Linked DNA regions of Homo sapiens: all the other regions are linked to region 1. The links are chromatin contacts, found by Hi-C or POLR2A ChIA-PET in ENCODE. All regions are on one chromosome and are shown on one strand. The core of a region is the stretch at or near the end of the contact, and the rest is flanking DNA. Distances in the headings are between cores, read along the strand shown. Region 1 holds the start of FYCO1 (FYVE and coiled-coil domain autophagy adaptor 1). Region 2 holds the start of CCDC12 (coiled-coil domain containing 12). Region 3 overlaps LRRC2 (leucine rich repeat containing 2).

Evidence for each region. Hi-C counts contacts between places; a loop is a spot of excess contacts on that map. ChIA-PET counts read pairs that join two places held with the same protein, here RNA polymerase II (POLR2A). Pooled maps may share reads with other maps.
Region 2: a loop to region 1 is called in a map of naive thymus-derived CD4-positive, alpha-beta T cell, with 7 times the contacts of the local background. The contact joins the promoter of CCDC12 here to the promoter of FYCO1 in region 1. A Hi-C loop is called at or near these places in 1 of 168 maps with a recorded cell type or tissue (naive thymus-derived CD4-positive, alpha-beta T cell) and 6 of 50 pooled maps. POLR2A ChIA-PET finds 5 or more read pairs at or near these places in 2 of 52 experiments (Caco-2 and activated CD4-positive, alpha-beta T cell).
Region 3: a loop to region 1 is called in a pooled map, with 15 times the contacts of the local background. The contact joins the enhancer-like site here to the promoter of FYCO1 in region 1. A Hi-C loop is called at or near these places in 2 of 37 single-sample maps with no recorded cell type and 9 of 50 pooled maps. POLR2A ChIA-PET finds 5 or more read pairs at or near these places in 1 of 52 experiments (CD4-positive, alpha-beta T cell).

Annotation. Positions count from the first base shown.
Region 1 is chr3:45,993,530-45,997,999 of GRCh38, reverse strand. It overlaps FYCO1 (FYVE and coiled-coil domain autophagy adaptor 1), which reads left to right and starts at 2,176. Exons shown (of 18, transcript NM_024513.4): 1 at 2,176-2,278. It overlaps LOC105377063 (a long non-coding RNA gene), which reads right to left and starts at 2,097. Exons shown (of 3, transcript XR_940799.3): 1 at 1,911-2,097. RefSeq lists enhancers at 2,148-2,307, 2,328-2,377, 1,878-2,377, 4,423-4,470.
Region 2 is chr3:46,975,460-46,979,929 of GRCh38, reverse strand. CCDC12 (coiled-coil domain containing 12) reads left to right here and starts at 3,185. Exons shown (of 7, transcript NM_001277074.2): 1 at 3,185-3,293. The coding sequence starts at 3,198. NBEAL2 (neurobeachin like 2) reads right to left here and starts at 264. Exons shown (of 54, transcript NM_015175.3): 1 at 18-264. The coding sequence starts at 68. RefSeq lists silencers at 1-247, 348-537, 2,933-3,072 and enhancers at 1,893-2,593, 3,163-3,472, 3,297-3,998, 3,999-4,470.
Region 3 is chr3:46,536,600-46,541,069 of GRCh38, reverse strand. It overlaps LRRC2 (leucine rich repeat containing 2), which reads left to right. Exons shown (of 9, transcript NM_024512.5): 4 at 1,869-2,025. Among named protein-coding and RNA genes, the nearest start is that of LRRC2-AS1, 19 kb to the left of the region's middle. RefSeq lists an enhancer at 1,949-2,008. Within about 2 kb of position 2,154, at least 16 of the 41 ENCODE cell types and tissues checked have a DNase peak (open chromatin) inside an H3K27ac peak, as active enhancers do; they include CD4-positive, alpha-beta T cell, where a contact is called at or near this core.

The DNA.
Region 1 (4,470 bases), core at 927-3,426:
CTGCTTTAAGGCAGGACTCTAATCTTCCCCCGCCTTTCTTTCTTTTTTTTTTTCTTTAAGATGGAGTTTTGCTCTTGTTGCCCAGGCTGGAGTGCAATGGCTCGATCTTGGCTCACCGCAACCTCCGCCTCCCGGGTTCAAGCGATTCTCCTGCCTCAGCCTCCCTAGAAGCTGGGATTATAGGCATGTGCCACCACGCCCGGCTAATTTTGTATTTTTAATAGAGATGGGGTTTCTCCATGTTGGTCAGGCTGGTCTCAAACTCCCGACCTCAGGTGATCCGCCCACCTCGGCCTCCCAAGGCGTGAGCTGGGATTACAGGCGTGAGCCACCGTGCCCAGCCGCTTCCCCCGCCTTTCTGATTATAGGTCTTAAGACCCTCCCAAGAGAGGGTCCTCCCCTATACCCTGGGGGAAGCAATGCTGACATCACGAAGCTTCCATAAAAGCCCAAGAGGACTGGATTCGGGGAGCTTCGGGATAGCTGAACACGTGGAGGTTACTGAAGAGTGGTGCATCCAGGGAAGGCATGGAAGCCCCACGCCCCTTCCTCCACACCTCATCCTACGTGTCTCTTTATCTGCATCCATTGCAGTATCCTTTATAATAGACCAGTAAATGTGTTTCTCTGAGTTCTATGAACCACTTTAGCAAATTAGCTGAACCCAAAGAGGGTGTCGTGGGAACTCAACTTGAAGCCAGTCATTCCAAAATTCTGGAGGCCTAGACTTACAACTGGTGTTTAAAGGTGAGGAGGCAGTCTTGGGGACTGAGCCCTCCACTTGTGGGATCTGATACTCCAGGTAGATAGTGTCGGAATTGAATTGGAGGACACCCAGGTGCGGTCCACTGCTCAGTGTGTGGGGAAAACCCCACACACATCTGGTCACCAAATTATTCTCCTGTGTTGATGATTGCTGTTGTGTAAGAGTAGAGGAAAAATACGGTTTGAGGGAGGTTTTTTTTTCCCCACACAGTTTCAAACAAGGATATTGGACCAGATGACCAACATTAAAATCTCTCTCATCCTTAATATTGCATGAAGCTGTTCAGACAGTGGTTGGAGCAATGATTTCTCTTAGACCACTACATTGATTACTTTTCTCTTTGTCATCTTCTCACTCCCCCCGTTTTCTTTCTGTTCTCCTTTCTGTTAACAAGAGTGGAAATCACTTCTATTCATGTACCTCCTCCCAACCCCACCCCCAAACTGACTACTCCATCCATCCAACTCACTGTTTTAGCTACATCTAATTTATAAAATTAGATGGCTAATGAGATGTCATAGCCTAAAATCGACTAAGAAATTGATTTTCTTTCTGTATTATTGTACCCAGACAACACCCTGCTTCCTCAGTTTAGAATGTTGGGCCACCACGGTTCCTGACTGGATACCACGAGCTAGGTCCTACAAGGGAGAGAGCTGTTTCTGGCTTAAATGATGAGAACTAGGGCAGAGAGTAAAGGATAGCCAGCCACAGCTAAGGAATGCAGTCAGTTAGAAGCCAAAGTCCCCGTGTAGTGTTCCTCTTTTCTACTGTGCCCATAGCGGACACTGATTGAATGCATTTTGTTCTATCGTATTCAGTTCCACAGTGCTTTGCAACACCCATCTTATAAATAGAAGTTGGGCTGAGGATGGGGCCAAAGTTAGGGGTGGTAGTTCATAAACACGTAGTTTTTGAGCACTAATTTTAAGTAAGACCCTGATATTAAGAAATAAGGGGGATTAAAAGATGGGAAATTAGGCCCACCAATACATGTTTTTCTATTTCCCAATATATCAAAATATTATCATTTTAACATGCAATCACTAAAAATTAATGAGCTAGTTAACATTCTTCGGACTCTTTGGTACCTAGGTGTATTTCACACTTACAGCACGTGCACGATTCAACTCGAACTAGCTACCTTTGGAGTGCTCCTTAGCCACACAAGAACAGCGTTGTTGTCAAGATGCCAGACCTTTGATTTGTGGCCCTCCGGGGTTGCAGGCGTTAACCTGGGGCCAGCATGGGTCGCGGGTGGGACAGTCGGTCCGGGGACTGGGCGGTGGGAGCACTTAAACCCCGCCCTGCGGAGTCGCCGGGAGTTGTAGTCGGAGCCCCGGGAGTCCGATGGGAGTTGCAGGCCTCAGCCCCGGGGAGCACGCCGGGAGTTGTAGTCCGCCCCCGCCACCCTCTTGGTGTGCGCGTCATGGCCGTCAGCACCGCGTTCCCGTCCTCTTCCGCTTGGCCCCAGAAAGTTTCGGTTCTGCCCGGCGGTGGACCCACGAGCGCGTAAGTGCCGCGGAAGACCGGCTGGACTCTGGGGGCACCTGGGTCGCTCACGATCCCTGAGGCGAGAGCTTCGCTCGGGGCGCGGCTTGTCACCTGTTGCCCTTACAGTCCCCGCCCATCCCAGGTCTCCCTCAGACCCTGCCCGAGCGCCCCCGTCCTTGCCCAGCGGGCCGGGAAGCACCTCGGGCAGGTGGAAGCCGGCCCAGGCACCCAGCCTGCCTCTGTTGGTCGGTTAGAAAGACAGACCCCAAACACCAGTTCCAAGACCCCGGAGGGCGGAGGGCCCGCAAAGGAAAGGAGCCCACCATGCGGCGTCTCAGAACAAGCCTGAATGTCTTAGCGCAGGATGGGGCAGGCCCCGGAGTTCCTGCCTGCGTGGTCTTTAGGAAGTTTAGTCTCTGGCCCAGTTGGGCCGGGACAGCCCAGACCTTCACTTTGCAAGACTCCGCTGGTGCTCGGATCTCTGCCCTCTTCCCAGGAGGGGAAGAAGCTTCTTTCTTCCTGGCCCATCCTTTGGCCAAGACCTATTCACTATCCACTGCCCCTTGTGCCCATGCGCAGGGTCTCGAGCTAGCCCCCAGGGGTCTTTTCCCGAAACACCTGTTGTCTCTGGTGTGGCGGCACTGCACTGGACTGGAGTCCGTGCTGTTGAAACCTGGCGGGGGTGGGGCGGGGAGGGGGGAGGATGGCGGGATTTTATTTTTTGTAAGAAAAGCACATGTGGTTGACACGTTAACCGCGTGGCCCCCTGTTAAAGCACATGTATTCTCTGATGTCCCTGTCACTCTTCACTGTTCCCATTGGGTGTCCTCTCCAGAAAAAAAAATAGAACACTTGTTGAAACTGCCTGTGTTGGCCAGAGCCTCTCAGCCCCTCTGCTTGTCTTACCACAGCAGTTTCCTTTCCCGACAGAGAAATGGGTCAGGGGCTTTTGCGGGGCAGAGGATCCAGGGCTTAATCTGCTCACTGGTTCTCCTGCCCGTGCAGGCCTTGTGGTCTCAGGCTGCAAGCTTAATTCCCCTGCCATCTGCCTAATGCGGCTGGAGGGTGTTGGGGGCTGGTGTGGGGGAGGGGTGGGGAGCTGGAGCTATCATGCCAAGGTTTTCTGCTTTCAGTAGTTCCCACCTTCTGAAGTGGACCCCTGTTGAGTGAGCTCCACTTGACCCTCCCTTCTGTGACAACCACTGTTCTGAAAGCATTGAATGCCCCATACTAGTTGTGCACCGTGGTTATTATCACCCTGAAAATAAGAGCTAATTGTCACAGTGATGGATCTCAGCCTCCTTTGATTAATAGGATCTCTCCTAAAGGCTCTTGCTTTAGGAAATAGAGTTTATCTGTTTATGTTCAAAGTGACTATCTTTGTGTAGCACTTCATTTACTTTTTAAATTGTTTTTAATATTTTATTAGAAAAATAAACATACAGAATCACTGAAAGGATTGTATGGTGAATATCCGTATACTCAATTCTTAATATTTTACTTTGATTTTTTTTTTTTTTTGCAGTTACTTTAGAGATTGGTAACAGTCTCAGGCAGTGATCCTTTAGCTGTTGTTCCGATGACCTTTGCCCCTTGGGGCTGGGTTTGGAGCACCAGTATAATTTCAGGAGCCAAGTTTTTAACCTGGTCCTTTTTGAGGGGGATGGCCCCCATAGATGTTTGTGATGAGAGGAATCACCCATAACAGAGCAAGATCAGAGCAGCTGGTAGCTTTGACCCATATTGGTCACCAAGGCTATGGACTGCTGACTCAAGAATACAAAGTAGGTACGCAAGAAATGGCAGCCCCCTCACCCCCACCCACCCTGCTTCCCTTTAGGGGAGATGTTTAGCTGATAGGTAACTTTTGTTTACTGAAGATTCCAAAGACACAGCTTTGGTGACTCAAGACTAGAATGTCTTTAAACATGAGGCAGAGGAAGTGTGTTGTCTAGCTGTGGTCTTATGGTGGAAATCACTGGTAGGCACCTAGATTTAGGAACCACGTTCACTGCAAGCAGCCCTAGGCAGCAGGTAAGGGTCATTAACTGGTGCCTGTGATTACAGAGGCAACTTGTGAGCACAGATGAGTCCATTATGGTCAGGGCAACATCTGCTCACGTCATGACTGCTATGTTCTTGTCTTAGTCAAAAGATAAACAGTATTTTGTTTGTGAGCTCAATGCCAGTTTCAAGAAAATAAGAAGTCT
Region 2 (4,470 bases), core at 1,936-4,435, 980 kb before region 1:
GGGCGGGGCGGGCTCACCTGCGCGTAGTAGAGCAGCCACAACTCGTACAGCCGCTCCGAGGCGGCCATGGCCCGGCCCGGCTCCGGCCCTGCTGCGCGCCACCTGTCGCCGCCTCCTCCGCGCCGCCCGCCGGTTGCCCTCGGCCAGGCCCATGGGCGGAGGGCGTCACTCCGGGGCGGAGCGGCGCGGTACTACTGGGGAAGTCTGCGGCTGTGGCCTCCGCGGCGCAGAGCCACCCAAGTCTGCTCGCTCCTCCTCCTCACTGCCGGCCGCCGCCCAGCTTCCTGCACTTCGCTGCAGTCACCGCCGCCCCGCCTCTCCTGGGACCATGTAAAGGGCGGAGAGCCTGGCAGGAGGAGGGGCCTATGGGCCGGGCGGCCCGGGAGGGTGCCCCGCTGCCCTGCCCCACCAGTGCCATTGGAAGGGCCAGCCTGAGCCTCCGGGACGAGGGTCGGGGTGAGGAATTCCAGACTTCCCCAGGGTCTGAATCCGCCCAGGACGCTGCTCGCCTGACTGCATTTGCCGCCATTCAGGGAAGGGGCGGCGGGCCGCGTGGAGGTGGCGAGGGTCCTTCAACAATAATCTCCACCACCACCATGACGACCCCTTGTAGCGCTTATCAAATGCCAGGTGCTACTCTGTCGCTTTATGGGAAGACCGAAACGCAACTTTTGAGCTCTAGCTGTTTGTGGAGTGTGATGGCGGGAAGTTAGAGAGTAGCAGGACTAGCCTGAAATACCTTCGGGGCCGCGGTGCCCTCCCAGATCCCAGAGAGGCTTAGACCGTTGCCACGGGTCCCCCTCCCTCCTCCAGGAAGCCTTCCCAAACGCTCCAGTGGAGGGGCTCCCCCCATTCCCCAACTCCAGGGCCCAGAACTTGCTTCACATATGTTGTTTCTTTAACCTCAACAGGTGGGTGCCTCATGGCTCTGTTTTTTGTTTGTTTTTGAGACAGAGTCTCACTCTGTCGCCCAGGCTGGAGTGCAGTGACTCGATCTCGGCTCACTGCAATCTCCGCCTCCTGGGTTCAAGTGATTCTCCTGCCTCAGCCTCCTGAGTAGCTGGGACTACAGGCGCGTGTCACCAGGCCCAGCTAATTTTTTGTATTTTTAGTAGAGACGGGGTTCCACCGTGTTAGCCAGGATGGTCTGGATTTCCTGACTTCATGATCCACCCGCCTCGACCTCCCAAAGTGCTGGGATTATAGGCATGAGCCACCGCACCCGGCCGGCTCTGTTTTACAGATGGAGAAACTGAGGCCCAAGTTGACCAAATGAGGACCACTTGGGCAGCAGGGGCAGGGACCCAGGCTTGACTGACTCTTTTTTGGGTCCCTGCCACCATCACCCCGTGCCCCCTTCCCCATCCCCTTACCTCACAGTCTGGACACGGGGAAAGGGGCACGGGGTGATGGTGGCAGGGACCCAACCCCTGGTGTTGGGCAGGGATCAGGCTCTTTGTTGGGGCTGGGGAGAAGTTTTCTGGGCCCAGAGGGGTGCTACTCGTTCCAGGAGTTGACCAGTCTGGAGACTCCTAGACCTTGGTTGGCCAAGACAACAGAGACCCTGTCCTGTTTTGTTCTCCCAGCTTCTTGGTTCACCTCTGGCCTTTTGTCCTGCTTCATCCATCATAGCTCTGAGCTGAGGTTTCCTGAGCACCTCCAAACTGCATGCCAGGCCTTGGCAGAGCAACCCATCCACTACAGGGAAGAAGGCTTAGACAGACCCAGGTTAGTGAGGACAAGAGGGTTAGTGAAGGGAGGGCTAGATCTGCAGTCTGTGGCCCATGGGCCTCTGAAGGGAGTTGGAAGGGGAAGAGTGGATGTCCACCTGTAGCCAGCTTGGGAAGGGAAGACTCAGGGAGGGAACAGCCTAAGAGGCTAGTTGTCCCCTGGCAGTGGAGGTGGAGAGGGGGCGGCATGGTCTCCTATTCCCAAGTGAGAGGGGGTGTGGCTTTGGGGACCCCCACATACTGAAAGAATATCTTGACTTCAGCCTAAGTGGTCTCGCGGTTATCAGGACACTCTAGTTCATGCAGGAAAGAAGACTCTGGCAGCTTCTGCTGGGTAGCCATGAATCTTGTGGCGACTTGCAGTCGAGGCCACCCCAAGTCTTTCTAAGCTGGGGATTGGGGGCAGTACTTGAGGCCCACTGGACCCAGGTTGGGGTTTGCTCTTCCCCGGGAAAGGTAACTTGACCCTGAGGACTTTGCTGCTCCAGGAGGGGATGGGAATGAGAGGGGATCATCTTTGAGTCCAGAGGGAAACAGCCATACAGTCAGGTCCCCCTCACTGTGCAGGCTTTGTCTGAGCTGAGAGTGGTCACAGAGGGGCTTAGGGGCGCTTGTCAGGTGAGTCCGGGGAGCCACTGACAGCTGCAGAGGTGTAAGTCATACCTTGTATTAGGGTGGGATCGAAGTGGAGGATCAGGGAAGGCTTTTTTTTTTTTTTTTTTTTTTTTGAGACGGAGTCTTGCTCTGCTGCCAGGCTGGAGTGCAGTGGCACGATCTCGGCTCACTGCAACCTCCGCCTCTCTGGTTCAAGCGATTCTCCTGCCTCAGCCTCCCGAGTAGCTGGGATTACAGGCACGCGCCACCACGCCCAGTTAATTTTTGTATTTTTAGTAGAGATGGAGTTTCACCATGTTGGCCAGGATGGTCTCCATCTCCTGACCTCGTGGTCCGCCCTCCTCGGCCTCCCAAAGTGCTGGGATTACAGGCGTGAGCCACCGCGCCCGGCCCAGGGAAGGTTTCTTGAAGGCATTCGAGCCTTGTCAGGTCAAGTGGACAAGGATGAGTCAGGGCATTCCAAGAGGCCAGCATGGAGTGATTAGTGTGGTTAGTACTTGGGCAAAACCGGAGCGATCGACGCACTCTTTTCTCCTTCTCTCAGGTCTGAATTCCACTTGCTGCTCTTTCACTGATCAGCGTTGGATAAATCGAGCCTTAGCTTTTTTTTTTTTCTTTTTTTTTTTTGCTGGCTCCCCACCCACTAGGCAAGTTGTCCGGAAGAATAAGGGCGGGGCGGGGCGGGGCGGGGCAAGGCGGGGAGGGCTCGCCCATAATAACCCCGCATTGATTGGCTTTCAGGACCTCCCAGTCTCTCATTCTCGTCCTTGGATTGGCCGCGAGACATTTATCCACTCTCCTTAGGCCTGCGCGATGCAAGACGGGAGAAAAGGAGGGGCGTACGCGGGCAAGATGGAGGCAACTACGGCTGGTGTGGGCCGGCTAGAGGAAGAGGCGTTGCGGCGAAAGGAACGGCTGAAGGCCCTACGGGAGAAAACCGGGCGCAAGGTGAGAAGTGTGGAGTGAGGGTCGCAGTTGAGGCGTCCAGCGTTCGGGGTCCGGGTCGCGCTTGAGGAGAGCAAAGGGCTAATAAGGAAAGACAGCTGCCGAGGGCGCGCATGCGCGGGCGCTAACGCATGCGCGAGAAGACGGCGCCCTCCCACGATGTCTGGGGCTGCTTGGCGTGGGACTCCTCTGGCGCTGGTGCGGTCGTCGCGCATGCGCGGGGGTGGGCAAGGCAGTGGTCAGCGACCCGCAGTCCATCTGACTCCTGCTTCCCGGGTGTTGCTCGTGTAGGTATCTAGGGCTGCCTGTAGGTTCAGATGCTTGTTGGGTTAGGCGTGATTTGTTCCGTTCCTCTATGGCCTAGCTGGTCTTTAACCCCCGCCTTCGATTCTGAGTCAGACAGACTCCCCAGTCCGGCAGCACTCCTTGGACAGGGCAGCAAGTGACAGCAGTGGGTATACAGCCGGAGTCGTTTCGTGCAAAAATCAAAAAGAGGCCGGGCACGGTGGCTCACGCCTGTAATCCCAGTGCTTTGGGAGGCCGAGGCAGGCGGATCACTTGAGGTTAGTAGTTCGAGACCAGGCTGGGTAACATGGTGAAACCCCGCCTCTACTAAAAATACAAAAATTAGCCGGGCGTGGTGGTGCGCGCCTGTAATCCCAGCTTCTCGGGAGGCTATGGCAGGAGAACCGCTTGAGCCTGGGAGGCAGAGGTTGTAGTGAGCCGAGATCTCGCCACTGTACTCCAGCCTGGGCAACAGAGCGAGACTCCGTCTCAAAAAAAAAAAAAAAAAAAAAATCGAAAATAAAAGATTTAGCCGGGCGCGGTGGCTCACGCGCCCAGTACTTTGGGAGGCCGAGGTGGGCGGATCACGAGGTTAGGAGATCGAGACCATCCTGGCTAACACGGTGAAACTCTGTCTCTACTAAAAATACAAAAAAATTAGCCGGGCGTGGTGGCGGGTGCCTGTGGTCCCAGCTACTTGGGAAGCTGAGGCAGGAGAATGGCGTCAACCCAGGAGGCGGAGCTTGCAGTGAGCCGAGATCCTGCCACTGCACTCCAGCCTGGGCGACAGAGCGAGACTCCGTCTCAAAAAAAAAAAAAAAAAAAAAAGAAAAGATTTATTTCTAACTAAGGGTGGGCCTTAGAAATTGGGAACGAGGGCCGGGCACAATGGCTG
Region 3 (4,470 bases), core at 905-3,404, 540 kb before region 1:
GAGCCACCATGCCCGGCCTATCCTAATATTTTTCTTGTTGAAAATAGTCATGAACATAATTTTAGAAATTTAATAATCTTTCATGTGTGCCATTATTGAAAGAGTGGAATGAGGTTATTTATGAGACAGTCAGTACGTTGAAGTGTCAATGAAGAGATTGTGATTATGAGCCTGTGGTCAGCTCCCTGATGACCCAACTCATTTTGTCTCAGTTCCAGGAGGCAACCCTCTGGTGTGGTGTGGGTTCCATTCAGATCAAGAGGTGTCGGGACAGTTTGCCAGGGCCACGAGAAGGGGGCAGGTGGTAACTAGGTAGTTGGCTTCAGAAGCAGCGGCACAGGGCCCTATGCTTGGTTTAATGCTCTGTGCTCACCATCTTGAACTTCTTAATTTTTAACAAGGTGCCTGCATTTTCATTTTGCACTAGGCTCTGCAAACTCAGTAGTGGATCCTTACTGTAAGTGATTCACTTAAATGTCTTTGGGGTTTCAGCTTTCCTCTTCCAAAGGGGCTCACTTTGCCTATCAATTTTTTTTTTTTTTTTTGAGATGGAGTCTCACTCTGTCACCCAGGCTGGAGTGCAGTGGTGCTATTTTGGCTCACTACAACCTTCGCCTCCTGGGTTCAAGCGATTCTCCTTCCTCAGCCTCCCAAGTAGCTGGGATTACAAGTGCACGCCACCACACCTAGCTAATTTTTGTATTTTTAGTAGAGATGGGGTTTCACCATGTTGGCCAGGCTGGTCTCGAACTCCTGACCTCAGGTGATTCACCCGCCTTGGCCTCCCAAATTGCTGGGATTACAGGCGTGAGCCACTGTGCCCGGCCCACTTTGCCTATCTTATGGTACTGTTGCATGAGATAATACTAGAGTGAAAGCACTTTTGCAAGTTAACAGCTTAACCCACACACAGGAGGGCAATGGTTGTAAAGCACATTACAAGTACCAAGTACAAAAAAGAAGGATCACTATGGACTCCATTGCTCCCTCCACCTCCCCTTCAACTGCCATGGAGTTTTCCACACCTCATCCCACCTCCACCCTGTGCTCCAGCCACTTTGCTGATGGTGCGTTGTGGTCAGCTTCTGAGGTCAGGGGACCTGTGTGTCTCGTCTTTGCCCCACCCCTCAGTGCTGAGCACCCCTCACCTGCAATGGGGGCTCGGTAACTCTCGGTGAATTAGATTTCTTCAGCTGGACAAATAGCCTCCTTAAAGTCTTTAAACGCTTCTTGCTTGACACCTTTACAGTTTTATCCCAGAACACTTGAGCTAGGGGAGGCCTTGGACACTGAGTTCATCAATGTCATTTCAGCAGTGGAGACCCAGGGAGGTGGCGTGACTGGAAAATGGCAGGGCCTGGGCCGGAACTCAGGTGTCCCAGCTGACTGTCTTTCTCATGCTTTTTCCCTTTCATAGACTCTTAAGAATATTTGGAAATGTGGTACAGCAAATATTAGAGGTTTATCAAGTATTTCTAAAAGCAACTACAGACAAAGGGAAACGAAGCACAAATTTTGAAATCGAATGTATAGACAGACCTTAGGGGATGTTAAGTTGGTATGTTGCAAATAAATAATACACATTGTGGCTCTAAGTGTGAGTCTGGTTTTTTGTGTTCACTAGGATTTAATTTTAATAACATCATGAATTCACGGCAGTTTTGAAATAGGGCTAATATACTGTTGTGAAGTTGACGACAACTGCGGTGTCTTTGGTTTCTTTTTGAAATGGCTGGAGTGCTGGTGGTTAAGTTTTATGCTCTCGTGTCTGCTTTCTCACTTCCTGTTTTAAAATAAATGCTTGGTTTTACACGGCTTTGTGCACACGGAGGAGCTAGTTCTGATTGATGTCATTCTTTCTATTTTAGGAGCTCCCAGATTCATTGAAGGAGCAGACACACCTGAGAGAATGGTACATAAGCAATACCTTGATTCAAATCATTCCTACATATATTCAGTTATTTCAAGCGATGAGAATTCTGGATCTGCCAAAAAACCAAATCTCACATCTTCCAGCAGAAATCGGTATGTCAACTTAGCAGGGGTCTTCGGGCCTCTGGTGTGTTAAGCAGGCAGCTGTCAGGCAGGTGACAGACACTGTGCAGACACCGTGTTTCCTCTCCAGCTTCCCCAGGAAGTGGTTGGGCAGGGCCGTTTGGAGGCTCCCCAGAGCTGCTTGTTTGCAGCATCCCTTTGGGTGGTGAGGTCGGCGTCTCGCCTGTATAACTCAGCACACAGGACACTTGCCAATTGCTCAGAAACCAGAAGTTTCATGAGTGAGCAATATTTTATTTAGGAACTCTGTGTTTATTTTCTTTTTGTTTTAAACCTATAAACGTGCAGTATGCTTATTAGAAATGTAATGTATTGCTCTTATACATTAGTCCATTGATAAATCTAGTTTAGCTTATGTTGTCTTTTTTTTTCTTTTCCTTGAGACGGAGTTTCGCTCTTGTTGCCCCAGCTGGAGTGCAATGGCACAATCTCGGCTCACTGCAACCTCTGCCTCCCTGGTTCAAGTGATTCTCCTGCCTCAGCCTCCCAAGTAGCTAGGGTTACAGTCACGTGCCACCAGCTGATTTTGTATTTTTTTTTTTAGTAGAGAAGGGGTTTCACCATGTTGACCAGGCTGGTCTCAAACTCCTGACCTCAGGTGCTCTGCCTGCCTCGGCTTCCCAAAGTGCTGGGATTACAGGCATGAGCCACAGTAACCAGCCTGATGTCTTTTTGATGGATCAAAATTTTATAATTCTCAGTCATTATTCAGTTGTGTTATCTTAAAATGAAAATGACAGTGATCATTATTGCTTCTCTTTTTCCTGGGGTGCAAGGAGTGAAGGTCTGGAGCTGCATGGAGCTCCATTCTTACACATGTGCCCTGGGACCAGTGGTTTCGCATAGTTATGTGAAAATTTACCAGAAGCCAAGACCCTGTGGGACAGGTGGCTTGTGGAGCCTCTGGTGTTCATACATGTCTTGCTGGCTGTGTCAAGACTACAAGGCTCTGACCACCCTCTTACCCAGGCCGATCTTGGGGATGCATATGCATGTACTAACCTTGAGGGATGAGGAGACACCTGCTCCCAGGCAAAGAGCAGCCTTGCTAACCACTTGCTGTAAAAGTGGTGGGTTCCCCAAGCTCAGGGTTCTCAGCTGTGATGTATATGTGCATAGCATCTATCCAGGCCATCTGCATCACGCTTGGTAAACTTAGCTGTAAGTGCAACTCACATCAGTATGCTGTGTTGGACCAGGAGCCTCGTGTCTTCTGTCGGTATCCATGAAACAGGAATAGGCAAAATTTATTAGCTTCTAAGCAGGGTAAAATCAAATTTTAGACCCAACAAGGATAAGTACTTCTGTTTCCTTGCCTAGTTTCTGGAAAGGTAGAAAGGACCTTAGAATTTCTATGACTGAAAAGTACCATTTTTGACATGTAAGGGGTCATTTACCTCCTGCCCCTTTATTTTGCAAATTGGAGAGACCCACTGACTGAATCATTAACTGACTGAATCATTATCATTTACATATTACACTAAGGAACTTCTTCAGAGCCTGGGCTAGAAGCCAGATTTCACTATTTGCAGGTCATTTTTGGGCAAGCTCATGGTATATTTAAATAACTGGATAGAGTTTCTGAGGACTGAGTTACTTTTAAAAACCCTTTTTAGGCTGGAGGCGGTGGCTCATGCCTGGAATCCCAGCACTTTGGGAGGCTGAGGCAGGCAGATCACTTGAGCCTAGGAGTTTGAGACCAGCCCGGGCAACATGGCAAAACCCCATCTCTACAAAAAGTAAAACATTAGCCAGGCATGATGGCGTGTGCCTGTGGGAGGATCGCTTGAGCCCAGGAGGTTGAGGCTGCAGTGAGCGGTGATGGCACCAGCCATCACTCCAGCCTGGGTGACAGGGTGAGACCCTGTCTCAAAACAAACAAACAAACAACCCTTTTCAAGTAGAAAGGTTCTGTCCTTATACATTTGAGAAGCCACAGTGGTTGACCTAGACTCAGGGATCCTTGCCATCCTGCCACCTTGGCTTGGGAATCCAGTGGTTGGCAGCAAGATAGATGGGGTATTAAGCATGGAGCTGTCAAAAGGCAGGGCATCAGAGCATCACCATGGGATGAGTCATGCTCACAGTTGTCTGAAATGTCATCAGAGGTGCTCCATTTAATATGTATCTTTGTTCATCTCTTGAAATGTCTTCCTTGAAATTATTGCCAGCCAGATTAACACCTGTTCTTTTTTAACTTCCCACACTACACCAATGTACTATTCATTCTTTCCTTGTGAGCCAGTTTGATTTGAGCAGTGGTTTTCACCCTGGCTACACCTTAGAATCCCCCAAAAAGCCTTAAAAATCTAAACGCCCAAGATCCACTGCAGACCAATTCCATAGGAATCTCTGGGTACAGGGCCAGGAATCAGCATTTAACAAACTCCCTACATGATTCCCATGTGCAGCCAT